Linked DNA regions of Homo sapiens: regions 1, 2 and 3 are each linked to region 4. Evidence: chromatin contacts called from ENCODE Hi-C or POLR2A ChIA-PET data. All regions are on one chromosome and are shown on one strand. Each heading gives the region's core, a stretch centred on a gene start or an enhancer-like site at or near the end of the contact. The rest is flanking DNA. Distances are from core to core; before and after follow the strand shown.

Region 1 (2,700 bases), core at 139-2,638, 480 kb after region 4:
ACATATGCAGAGCCCACTCCAGGCCTCTATCTGCCCTGAGCTCCTGCTTCTGGGCCTAAAGTTGCAACTAGGGAAAAAGCACTGTTCAGACTGAAGACAGGAGCCACAGATAAGGTGTTCCAATTACCACTGACCAGCTGTGTGACTTTGCGGGTGTCACTTTTTCTCCCTGAGCATGTTTCCCTCCTCAGGCTAATAAGGGCAACGGCAAGGACCATCTCTAAGGTCCTCCCAACTCAGACAGAGGCGACACTTCATGGGATGCCTCTGAGCACAAACAGGCAAAGAGGACCTGTCTCAGGAGAGGAGCGGGCTGGGCTGGGCTGGGCTCTGAGGAGAATGCAGCGGATATGACAATGGCCAAGGGTTATTATGATGATTATTATTATAATTAAAAATCACAGCTACAAGCCCTTAAGCAATTTACAAAGAGCTTTCTCATTATCTCCTGGGATCGCAATTTGGTGAAGTAGGCAGGGCTGGATGATGATTATTCACATTTGATAGATGAGGAAAGTAAAGCAAGATTAGGTGACTTGTCCAAGCTCCTAAGTGCAGAGAAGGGAGAGCTGGAAAGGAAGTAGGTATTGAGTGCCTACTGTGTACTACCTCATTAGGCATGCTCATATCTGTTATTTTGATCAAGTCTCATGACCATGACACTACTGTAGGTGCTACTGTCCCATTTCTTTGTTTTGTTTTGTTTTGTTTTTTCGAGACGGAGTCTTGCTCTGTCACCCAGGCTAGAGTGCAGTGGCACAATCTCAGCTCACTGCAATGTCCGCCTCCCAGGTTCAAGCAATTCTCCTGTCTCAGCCTCCCGAGTAGCTGGGATTACAGGTGCCCGCCACCACGCCTGGCTAATTTTTGTATTTTTAGTAGAGACAGCGTTTCACCATGTTGGCCAGGCTGGTCTCAAACTCCTGACCTCAGGAATAATCCGCCTCAGATCACTCAAATTTGAAATACAAATCTGATCAGATGATCTGCCCACCTCGGCCTCCCAAAGTGCTGGGATTACAGGCGTGAGCAACCATGCCTGGCCTACTGTCTCCATTTCATAGAGGCTCCACTGCAAAGCCTAAATTTGGATGTAGCCCTGTGGAACTAAAAGGCATGCACTCCTCCCCAACTTCCTGCATGTATTGGGTTGAACAGTGTCCCCTCCCAACCCAAATTTATGTCTACCTAAAACTTCATAATGTGACCATATTTGGAAACAGGGTCTTTGCAGATGCAATTACTCAAGTTCAAATGAGGTCATACTGGACTAGGGTGGGTTCTAAATCCCATATGACTGGTGTCCTTAGAAGAGGAAATGAAACAGAGAGAAAGCCACGTGACGACAGAGGCAGATGCAGCTGCAAGCCAAGAAATGCCAAAGATTGCTGGCAACCACCAGAAGCTAGGAGAAAGGCAGGAAACAGATTGCCCCAGAGCCTCCAGAAGGAGCCAACCTTGCTGACACCTGGATTTCAGACTTCTAGCCTCCACAAGTGGGGGAGTAAATGTCTGTGGTTCAAAGCTACCTGGTTTGCGTGCTTCATGACAGCACCCCTAGGAAGTTAATACACTGTGCATCCTTTGAGTAGCAGACCTAGGACCCTCAAACTCTGTTTTTCAGATTCCCACTCATTAGGCAGCTTTAGAGGTTAAAGAGGACCCAGAGGCTCCTCATGAGAAGTCACTCTCACCTCTCCTGCACCTTCCAGGGCCAGGCTGTCGTGAAACCAGGCTGAAGACAGGCTTACAGAGGAAAAAGCTTCCTAGAACAGCCTGTTCTAGGTATCTATCCACCCCAGTGGGGCCTCCCATTGAGCTTGTTTAGCAGCCTCTGTGCCCAGGTCTCCAGGTCAACAGTCCTTCCCTTCCTCCCAGACCAACCATCCTCTGTCACCACCTGGAGAGCTGTGTTTTTGAAATGCAAATCTGATCCTTCCTGGTTGGCTTACTCCTCTTCCCCAGCTCCCTGCCGTCTGCAGGACTTGCTCAGGCTCTTTGGCCTGCACCAGATCTGTCCCTAATCTTCCTCTCAGCTTTATCTCCAGTCATTCACTCCTCCACCCTCATCCCTGCCACTCACCACCTCCTATTCCAACCATGTGGAACTATTTGGGGTTCCCCTAAGAAGCCGTTCTGCCTTTGCACATGCTATTTCAAATACCCAGACGGTAAAATCCAGCCCAAACACCATCTCTGTCCTCCAGGAAGCCTTTTCCTCCATAAACAGCCACACCCTGGCAGCTTGTACATTGTCCTTGCGGTGGTATTGCATCTTTACATGTCTGCTCCCACCCCCAACCTGTGAATACTGCTGGATTCATTTCTGTTTTTGTAGGCCTAGGGCCCAATACAAAGGCCTTCAAGAATGTTGAGCTGAATTGTGGAGTAGCAATAATGGTCATAATAGTTGACATTTATCAAATGTTTCTTATGCACTCACATTATGCTAAGCATTCCAAGGATGTTATCTCATTTAATTATCAAAACAATCCTGTGAAACAGATACTAGTACTGGTCCTGTTTTACAAGTAAGGAAATGAGGAAATGGAATCACTTGCCCTAGTCCCCCCAGCTAGTACATGGCAAGCCCCGAATGACTGTAGAGCCAGTGCTAGTAACCACTACTAAGTGTGCCACCCATCCCAATACCTTCATTTTACAGAGATGGACACGTGCCAAAAGGGGAAAGTGATTGGC
Region 2 (2,700 bases), core at 102-2,601, 500 kb before region 4:
GGCAACAAAAAGTGATACCCCTGTCTCTAAAAAACATTTTAAAATTAGCTGGGTGTGGGGGCACATACCTGTGGTCCCAGCTACTTGGGAGGCTGGAGCGGGAGGATCGATTGCTTGAGCCCAGGAAGTCAAGCCCGCAGTGAGCCACAATCATGCCACTGTACTGCAGCCTGAGTGACAGAGCGGGACCCTATCTCAAAAAAATAAGAGATATCACTTACCAACTTTGCCTGACCTAAAAGAAGTATTGGATAGGTGATAAAATCTTTAGGATGACTTAAGAAAACTACGCTTAGAAAAGGCCAGGAACAAAAGGATGCTGGCCACACAGCCAAAGAGCATATCACAGAATCCATCTAGCAGGGACATAGTTTGCATGGCTAGCAATGCTGTCCCTGGACATTGCCACTTTATTTGCCCCAGGAGATTGATCCTGCTCTAAGAATTCACCACTTCTTCACTTCTCTGCACCAGCAGCTTCAGATTCAAAATCTCAAGCAGATGTATCTGATAAAGGATATCAGATTATATGCCTTCATCCTAGCTTCCAGTAAAGCTGATCTGTTTAGTGGTAGACAAGGCTCAAAAGTGGAAATGTCCTCAAAGCAGAGGGTTTCACATGCAAAATGTGATCATCCAAAAATAAAAACAGTCTTTTTTTTTTAAGACGGAGTTTCGCTCTCGTTGCCCAGGCTGGAGTGCAATGGTGCGATCTCAGCTCACCGCAACTTCCGCCTCCCCGCAACTTCCACCTCCCCGCAACTTCCACCTCCCGGGTTCAAGCAATTCTCCTGCCTCAGCCTCCGGAGTAGCTGGGACTACAGGCATGTGCCACCACGCCCGGCTAATTTTGTATTTTTAGTAGAGACAGGGTTTCTCCATGTTGGTCAGGCTGGTCTCGAGCTCCTGACCTCAGGTTGTCCACCTGCCTCGGACTCCCAAAGTGCTGGGATTACAGGCGTGAGCCACTGCACCCGGCCAAAAAACAAAATTTTTAAAGTCCTCTGTAAGGGAGCATAATTTTTTGTAAGCCAAAAAATATTTAGTAATCTGACAAATTTTTTGCTGCTGTTGGTAAGAATCTTTTAATGAGGTCCTTAAGAGTCTCAGATTATATCAGCATGTCCAGAGTTTGAATGCTGTATTAGGACGTTTTACGTTGCTATGAAGGAATACCTGAGGTTGGGTGACTTATTTAAAAAAAGAGATTTATTTGGCCCAGGGTTCTGCAGGCCGTATAGGAAGCATGGGGCTGGCATCTGCTCCTGGTGAGGGCCTCAGGAAGTTTACAGTCACGGTAGGTGAAGGGGGAGGAGGCACATCACATGATGAGAGCAGGAGCAATTGAGGGTGGGAAGTGCCACACTTTTAAACAGCCAGATCTCAGGTGAGTGACAACTAAACTCACTACCATGAGGAGAGCACCAAGCCATTCATGAGGGATCTGCTCCCATGACCCAAACACCTCCCACTAGGCCCACCTCCAACATTGGAGGTCACGTTTCTTTTTTATTTTTTTGAGACGGGCTTTCACTCTCTTGCCCAGGCAGTAGCATGTTCATGACTCACTGCAGCTTCAACCCCTCAGGCTCAAGTGATCCTCCTGCCTCAGCTTCCTGAGTAGCTGGGCCCACAGTCACACACCACCATGCTTTGCTAACTTTTAAATTTTTTGTAGAGACGAGATCTCACTGTGTTGCCCAAGCTGGTCTCAAACTGGTGGGCTCAGGTGATCCTCCAGCCTCACCCTCCCAAAGTGTTGGGATTACAGGCATGAGCTACCATGCCCAGCCAAGGAAATTACATTGCAACATGAGATTTGGAGGGGACAAAACATCCAAACCACATTAAATAGCTTTGGATGATTTGCTATTAATGTCTTCTGTCACCTTAAAAAGAAATTATAAGTATTGGCCAGGCGAAATGGACTCAAGTAAGCCTTTCCAATCTACATGAAATAATCAGAACATAGGGCCGAGTGCAGTGGTTCATGCCTGTAATCCCAGCACTTTGGGAGGCCGAGGCAGGTGGATCATCTGAGGTCAGGAGTTCAAGACCATCCTGGCAAACATGGTGAAACCTTGTCTCTACTAAAAATACAAAAATTAGCTAGGCATGGTGGTGTGCACCTGTAGTCCCAGCTGTCAGGAGGTAGAGGCAGGAAAATTGCTTGAAGCTGGGATGCAGAGGTTGCAGTGAGCCAAGATCATGCCACTGCACTCCAGCCTGGGTGACAGACTGAGACTCCATCTCAAAAAAAAAAAATTACAAGTATTATTCTGTATATATTGCTAGACCTTTAATTAAGTGAGCTTTGACATGACAAGTTTTCTATCTAAGACCACGTTAACATAGGGACATAAAAAAATGTACCCAGAATTGGCCTGGGCACGGTGGCTTGCTTGAACACAGGAGGTGGAAGTTGCAGTAAACCAAGGTGGTGCCACTGCACTCCAACCTGGGCACCAGAACTATTAAGTTTTTTTCTGAGTATGTGCTACCTTCTTTACTTTTGGTTGTGGAACCACACATTGGAACTCAAACTCTTGAATTTTACTCCTAACCTGTAACAATCTGGTGCTTTGTAATCAAATTCCCATTTGGAAAATGGAATTGTCTTTCCATTTGGGAGACTTCTGTTTTCCCTCAAACTAATTTTATTTTATTTTATGTTTTTTTTTTTAAATTTATTTATTTTTT
Region 3 (2,813 bases), core at 16-2,515, 270 kb before region 4:
GGCGTGAGCCACTGCACCTGGCCTGTTTTCTCTATTTTCAAAACTGTCTCTATGATCATGTTTTACTTTTAGAGACAGGTTCTTGCTCTGTTACCCAGGCTGGAGTGCAGTGGTGCAATCATAGTTCAACAGAACCCCAACCTCCTGGGCTCAAACAATCCTCCCACCCCAGCCTCCCAAGTAGCTGGGGCCACAGGTGCACTACCAGACCAGGTAATCCATCCACCTCAGCCTCCCAAAGTGCTGGGATTACAGGCATGAGCCACCGCACCTGGCCAATGATAGCCATTTTTAAAGTCACGGCCTATTTGGATGTAATACATTATTATTATTGTTGTTATTATTATTATTATTATTATTTTTTTTTTGTAGAGATGAGGTCTTACTGTGTTGCCCAGGCTGGTCTTCAACTCCTGGGCTCAAGTGATCCTCCTGCCTCAGCCTCTCAGAGTGCTGGGGTTACAGGGGTGAGCCACTGTGCCCTGCCAGTGCTTTATTTTATTTTATTTTATTTTATTTTTTTCTGAGACAGAGTCTCGCTCTGTTACCCAGGCTGGAGTGCAGTGGCATGATCTCAGCTCACTGCAACCTCCGCCTCCTGGGTTCAAGCAATTCTCCTGCCTCAGCCTCCTGAATAGCTGGGATTACAGGCGTGCACCACCACGCCCGGCTAATTCTTATATTTTTAGTAGAGATGGGGTTTCACCATGTTGGCCAGGCTGGTCTCAAACTCCTGACATCGTGATCTGCCGGCCTTGGCCTCCCAAAGTGCTGGGATTACAGGCGTGAGCCATCGTGCCCGACCTGGCCTGTTTTATAAATAAGAAAATCAGTCATTTAAAAGTTAAAAAAAATGATTTCCAAAAATGACTCTAGTGCTCTGGGTGTGATCTTGTGTAAGAGATGTTACCTCCCATGATCTAAATGTCATGCATTTGTTAATGTAGCCCAGCATCATAGGGTTGTGTGCATTTCCCCTTGGTTCAACCTGAGCTTGGGGTCCACTTAGACCCTCCTATTCTTTCCATCACCATATCCTGTCATTTTAACTTTCTAGAGATAATAAGTGAGGTGCTGGTAACCGGCATGGCTAGGATTTGAACACAGATCCATCTGGAGGCTGGCCTAGCCTACCGGCTTGCACTTCCTGAGTGATCTTTCCTTCATGCTTCCTTCACCGGCTGCCTGAAACAGCGCGTGGATCCTTCACTTCCTCATTTTTTTAACTGGTGTGATCATTTACTGTTCCACTTCCTCCTCTCCACTCTGGTTCTGTCCACGTGGTATGCTGGTGGGGTGGTGAGTCTATGAGGGTGGAGGTGGGGGTGGGGGGCTGGCAAAGTGACTGTTCTCTGCAGCCCCAGGAGTCAAACCGATGGGCAGGAAAACCTCTCGAGCTTGTGAGAACTGGCCTGGAGGGCAGGGCTCCCTAACCCTGACTCTGAGTTAAATCCATCCAGCCTCAGGGGGCGCTGGCAACCCCAGTCGTACCCCCTTCCTCACAGGGAGCCATCCTACCAGGCTGACCATTGGAAGAGCAGAGCAGTCCTCCCCATCTGGGCAGGCAGGAGTGAAGAGAGAGAACCCCATGTTTGTTCCTTTCACAGGCACAAAATCAGATCCCCCTTCCTCCCAGCCCCAGCGAGGGTGTGGTGAGGGGTGCTCGGACAGAAGCCAGAGGTGTCCCTCTGACGGGAGCAGAGTGGACACTCCCTCCTCCCAGTGGCAGCATGAGGAGGGAGGAATACGAGACCCCACTTCCCAGTCCCTTCCTTTCCGTTTTCTTTGGGGAAAGACGGGTAGGGAGAGCTGAGGAATCCGGCTCTCCAGATCTGCCCTCTCCAGGGCCCACAGAGGCCTTCTTGCCCCTTGGACCCCCCACCCCTGCTTCCATCACTGCCATCCTCGGTGCTTCCCCTGGCTCCTCAGGGATGCCTTTAGCAGGTCATTCATCCCTGGTGACTCTGTTTCTCTTTTTTTTTATTTTGTGAGACAGAGGCTCGCTCTGCTGCCCAGGCTGGAGTGCAGTGGTATGATCTTGGGTCACTGCAACCTCTGCCTCCCAGGTTCAAATGATTCTCCTGCTTCAGCCTCCCGAGTAGCTGGGATTACAGGTGCCCACCACCATGCCTGGCTAATTTTTGTATTTTTAGTAGAGACGGGATTTCACCATGTTGGCCAGGCTGGTCTTGAACTCCTGGCCTCAGGCGATCTGACCGCCTTGGCCTCCCAAAGCGCTGGGATTACAGGCGTGAGCCACCGCACCTGGCCAGTTTCCCTTCTTAGTATACAATCTTATTTAAATCATTCGGTCACATTAAGAGTAGGTATTATCATTCCCATTTGTGACTAGGTTTTCACATTTGTATGAGACATAATAATTATGCATTTCTTCTGCGTAATTCTACTTCCCTCCCCCTTACACTTAGTATCTAATGATTGTTGCACATTCGTATGTCTTTTTTGTTGTTTTTGACCTGACTAAACATGCATGCATCCATTCAGTTAATATTTGTTGGGAGGCTACCACCTGCTAGGCCAAATGGGGTTGCCTCCAGGCACTCATGGTTTGGCTGGGAGACAAACTATTAAACATAGAATTGCAAATTTGCTAATAATGATTACAAAGGAGAAGTGAGGAACAGCTGGAAGCTGATGACAGCGGTAGCAGAAGCTGCCTTCAGGAAGTGAGGTCATACTCTTACCCTCTCTGCTTAAAACCCAAACCCAGGCCAGGCATGGTGGCTTATGCCTGTAATCCCAGCACTTTGGGATGCTGAGCTAGGCAGATTGCTTGAGCTCAGTTCATGAGC
Region 4 (2,700 bases), core at 107-2,606:
CACCCTCCTACAGACTCCCACGACGCCACCTGCAGCCACTCCCGCACGAACTTTCTGACAACTCCCCTAGCTGGTCCCGACACTCCCCCGGGCCGCGCACTCACGCCCGCATTCCCAGCAGTTCAGACAAAGCGCGCAACCTCCCCCGCGGCCCAGACCGAGTCGGAGCACATGGCTCCTGGGTCGGCGAGGAATCGTCCGGCGCTCGGGGCGCTTGCACCCCACAGTCCCCACACCCCGGGCCGACTCCGCGCACCAGCTCCCGCGCGGGCCCGCCATCCCGGTGGGACGGGGGCTCTGGAAGAAAGAAAACTCACGTGTCTGTCCCGGGGCAGGAAAAAGTTTGGTTCCCACCCCTACTCCGGCAGTTCGGGGCTGGCCGACTCTTCGGGGCGCGGGGACGGCGGAGCGTGCGCGCTCGGCTTTGTGCTCCGAACTGGGCCCGGAGGGGGAGGGGAGGGGAAGGGAGGGGAGGGGGCTGGGCTCCCACCTCCGCGCCGCCCCCCCCCCCCCAGCCCTGCGCCCAGACTCCATGTTGGCCGCCCCCTGCCCCGGAGACTACGCGCTTCTCCCGCGGGAGGCTTGGATCACCTTCGGCCTGCCCGAGGGTCCCGGCGCGAACAAACTTTCTCCGGGGCGCCGGCCCCACGCGCCCCGCTTCCTTGGCCAGCCTGGGAGTGACAGATGCCTCGGAGACAGACTTTCCTTTGTTCCAAAGGAAAGGGGAACTCGCGCGGGCTCCCCAGGGCCCCCCCGCTCCGGGCCCTTCCCGCGGCCCCCACCCCCAGCTGTCACTCTCGGCCGCCCCCTGTCCGGCTCGGCGGCGGGGGGGCCCTGCTGGCGGTTAGCAACGTGCACTTTTGAAACCAAACAAATCCGTCCCCCCGCGCGCTCACTCAGGTCCGGTGCAGGATCGGCCCTCTCCTGGGGTGGGATCCTATGAAGCTGGGCCCCCCACCAGGGCCCCAAGCGGGCTTCCTCCCGGGGGCTGGAACAGTCCCCCACCGGCCCCCGGAGCGCAGCGCCGTCGGGACTCACAAACACCCCCCGGGGGCCGTCGGGACTCACAAACACCCCCGAGCTCACACACCCCCTACCGCACGCGCCAGGACGACGCCCCCTCCCCGTCCGGCCGAGAAAAAGAAACTTTCCAAGTTGTCCGCGCGCCCCCACCCCCATCTGGCCCTCTGCTGCTCCCTGCACTGACTTTTCCCAGCGGCTTTCGGGTCCACGCGGCCTCCGGCTCGGCGCGGGGCGTCCCGGCGGGGAGCGGGGGGCGCCGGGGGCGCGCGCCGCGTACCTGCCCGGCCTGACACTCGGCCTGACAGCTCGCGGCTGGAAAGCACCTCGCGGCCTGACGTCAGATCCCCTCTCCTCCCCCCGCGCCCTCTGCGCCCTCCCCCACCCGCCCGGAGGGAGAAAACAAACTTTGTGCGGAGCGCGACGAGCTGCGCCCACCCCCCGCGGGGCGGGCCGTCGGCGCCGAGGGGCTTCGCCCCGCCCAGCGCGCCCGGAGGGGGCGGGGCCGCGGGCACCTTCTTCCTGCGCCCACCCCGCCCTCAGGAATGCTGCATGGCCTACCCATAGCGGCGGTGGGAGCCTCCGCCGGGGAGAGCCCGCTCGGGGGCAGGAAGTGGCCCGGCCCTCCTCGTGGAGGGCGTTTCCGGAGCGCCTACTGTGCTCCTTGCCGGGGTGGGGGTCGTTACCGAGTGGGAACTTCTGCAAATCCTGACTTTTGTCACTTCGCGCCCCGCACAAGATGTCCTGCCGGCGGTGCGATTGGTCCCGTTGCTTCGAGGGGAAACTGAGGCCACTTAGTCCGGGCACTTACCCGCAGCTAGTTAAGGACTAGGCTCTGATGGAGACGCTTGTTACGACCTCAATGGCCTGTAGAATCTGGGAGGCCGCCTCCGACCTAAGCCCAAAAAGCACATGATCGGGCTCACAGGGGGCGGCCAGAGGTGAAAACAGCCAACGCTTTACAACGACGCTGTGCGGGGCACTTCGTGTGTGTCATCCCGTCTCATCCTCGGGTGATAGGGTATGTGTTGTCCTATGTAAGTCTCTGGCTTACTCATGAGCCGCAGAGAGGTTCTTGATTTGCTTTTGTCACACAGTCAACCGGTATCATTCAGCCCAGGTCGGTCGATAGTGAAGCCTGATCCCTTACCCCTTGTGCCCGGCCTTAAACGATCAGTCCAGGAGCTCCCGGAGTTCCTGTCTGGTTTCTTTTTCCTCTTCTGCCAGTTACACCCTACTCCAGAAGGTTTTCCTTGGCCTCCCCCACCCCAGTCAGTACATTCTTCCCTGCTCTCTGCTGTGGGTACCACATACTGTGATATTTCTGTTAACCAGCCTCTTAGGGCATCCCCCCACGCCCCCCAGCCCTGTACCCGGACACGGCTAGGTCCAGATATCTAGGGCCCTTGAGCTTGGAAATCGCTTTGAAAACAGCTTTTGGACTTAATTACCCTTTAGCAATGGAGAACTCTAGGAACAAAACTCTTAATTTTTTCCAAACAAGCCTTAAGCCAATCAGAATGCTGATTAAAGATTGTTAAGGTTTCACCTGGACACCCCATAGAAGCCAGACTTCCTGCAAATGTTAAAAACCTCCTCACGGCAGCGGGTGAAATGTCAGTGGCACTGCCTGTTGCTCTCCATTTCACAGACAGGGAAAATAAGGCCCAGAGTGTGGGT

What was found. Hi-C counts contacts between places; a loop is a spot of excess contacts on that map. ChIA-PET counts read pairs that join two places held with the same protein, here RNA polymerase II (POLR2A). Pooled maps may share reads with other maps.
Region 1: a loop to region 4 is called in a pooled map, with 4 times the contacts of the local background. The contact joins the enhancer-like site here to the promoter of TGIF2 in region 4. A Hi-C loop is called at or near these places in 1 of 37 single-sample maps with no recorded cell type and 1 of 50 pooled maps. POLR2A ChIA-PET finds 5 or more read pairs at or near these places in 2 of 52 experiments (Caco-2 and HCT116).
Region 2: a loop to region 4 is called in a pooled map, with 3 times the contacts of the local background. The contact joins the enhancer-like site here to the promoter of TGIF2 in region 4. A Hi-C loop is called at or near these places in 1 of 50 pooled maps. POLR2A ChIA-PET finds 5 or more read pairs at or near these places in 2 of 52 experiments (Caco-2 and activated T-cell).
Region 3: a pooled map shows a loop between it and region 4 (10-fold over the local background). The contact joins the enhancer-like site here to the promoter of TGIF2 in region 4. A Hi-C loop is called at or near these places in 2 of 37 single-sample maps with no recorded cell type and 8 of 50 pooled maps. POLR2A ChIA-PET finds 5 or more read pairs at or near these places in 14 of 52 experiments (B cell, BJ, GM10248 and 9 more).

Annotation. Positions count from the first base shown.
Region 1 is chr20:36,097,184-36,099,883 of GRCh38, reverse strand. It overlaps a transcript of EPB41L1 not described here. Among named protein-coding and RNA genes, the nearest start is that of NORAD, 48 kb to the right of the region's middle. RefSeq lists an enhancer at 1,648-2,156. Within about 2 kb of position 1,388, at least 17 of the 41 ENCODE cell types and tissues checked have a DNase peak (open chromatin) inside an H3K27ac peak, as active enhancers do.
Region 2 is chr20:37,070,467-37,073,166 of GRCh38, reverse strand. All of the region lies in intron 2 of RBL1 (RB transcriptional corepressor like 1), which reads left to right. Among named protein-coding and RNA genes, the nearest start is that of RBL1, 24 kb to the left of the region's middle. Within about 2 kb of position 1,351, at least 5 of the 41 ENCODE cell types and tissues checked have a DNase peak (open chromatin) inside an H3K27ac peak, as active enhancers do.
Region 3 is chr20:36,841,948-36,844,760 of GRCh38, reverse strand. All of the region lies in intron 1 of MTCL2 (microtubule crosslinking factor 2), which reads left to right. Among named protein-coding and RNA genes, the nearest start is that of MTCL2, 20 kb to the left of the region's middle. Within about 2 kb of position 1,265, at least 17 of the 41 ENCODE cell types and tissues checked have a DNase peak (open chromatin) inside an H3K27ac peak, as active enhancers do; they include B cell, where a contact is called at or near this core.
Region 4 is chr20:36,572,253-36,574,952 of GRCh38, reverse strand. It overlaps TGIF2 (TGFB induced factor homeobox 2), which reads right to left and starts at 1,356. Exons shown (of 3, transcript NM_021809.7): 1 at 1,208-1,356. TGIF2-RAB5IF (TGIF2-RAB5IF readthrough) reads right to left here and starts at 438. Exons shown (of 5, transcript NM_001199535.2): 1 at 318-438. It overlaps DLGAP4-AS1 (DLGAP4 antisense RNA 1), which reads left to right and starts at 1,678. Exons shown (of 5, transcript NR_109939.1): 1 at 1,678-2,041. RefSeq lists silencers at 1,000-1,169, 1,240-1,329, 1,360-1,679 and an enhancer at 2,180-2,239.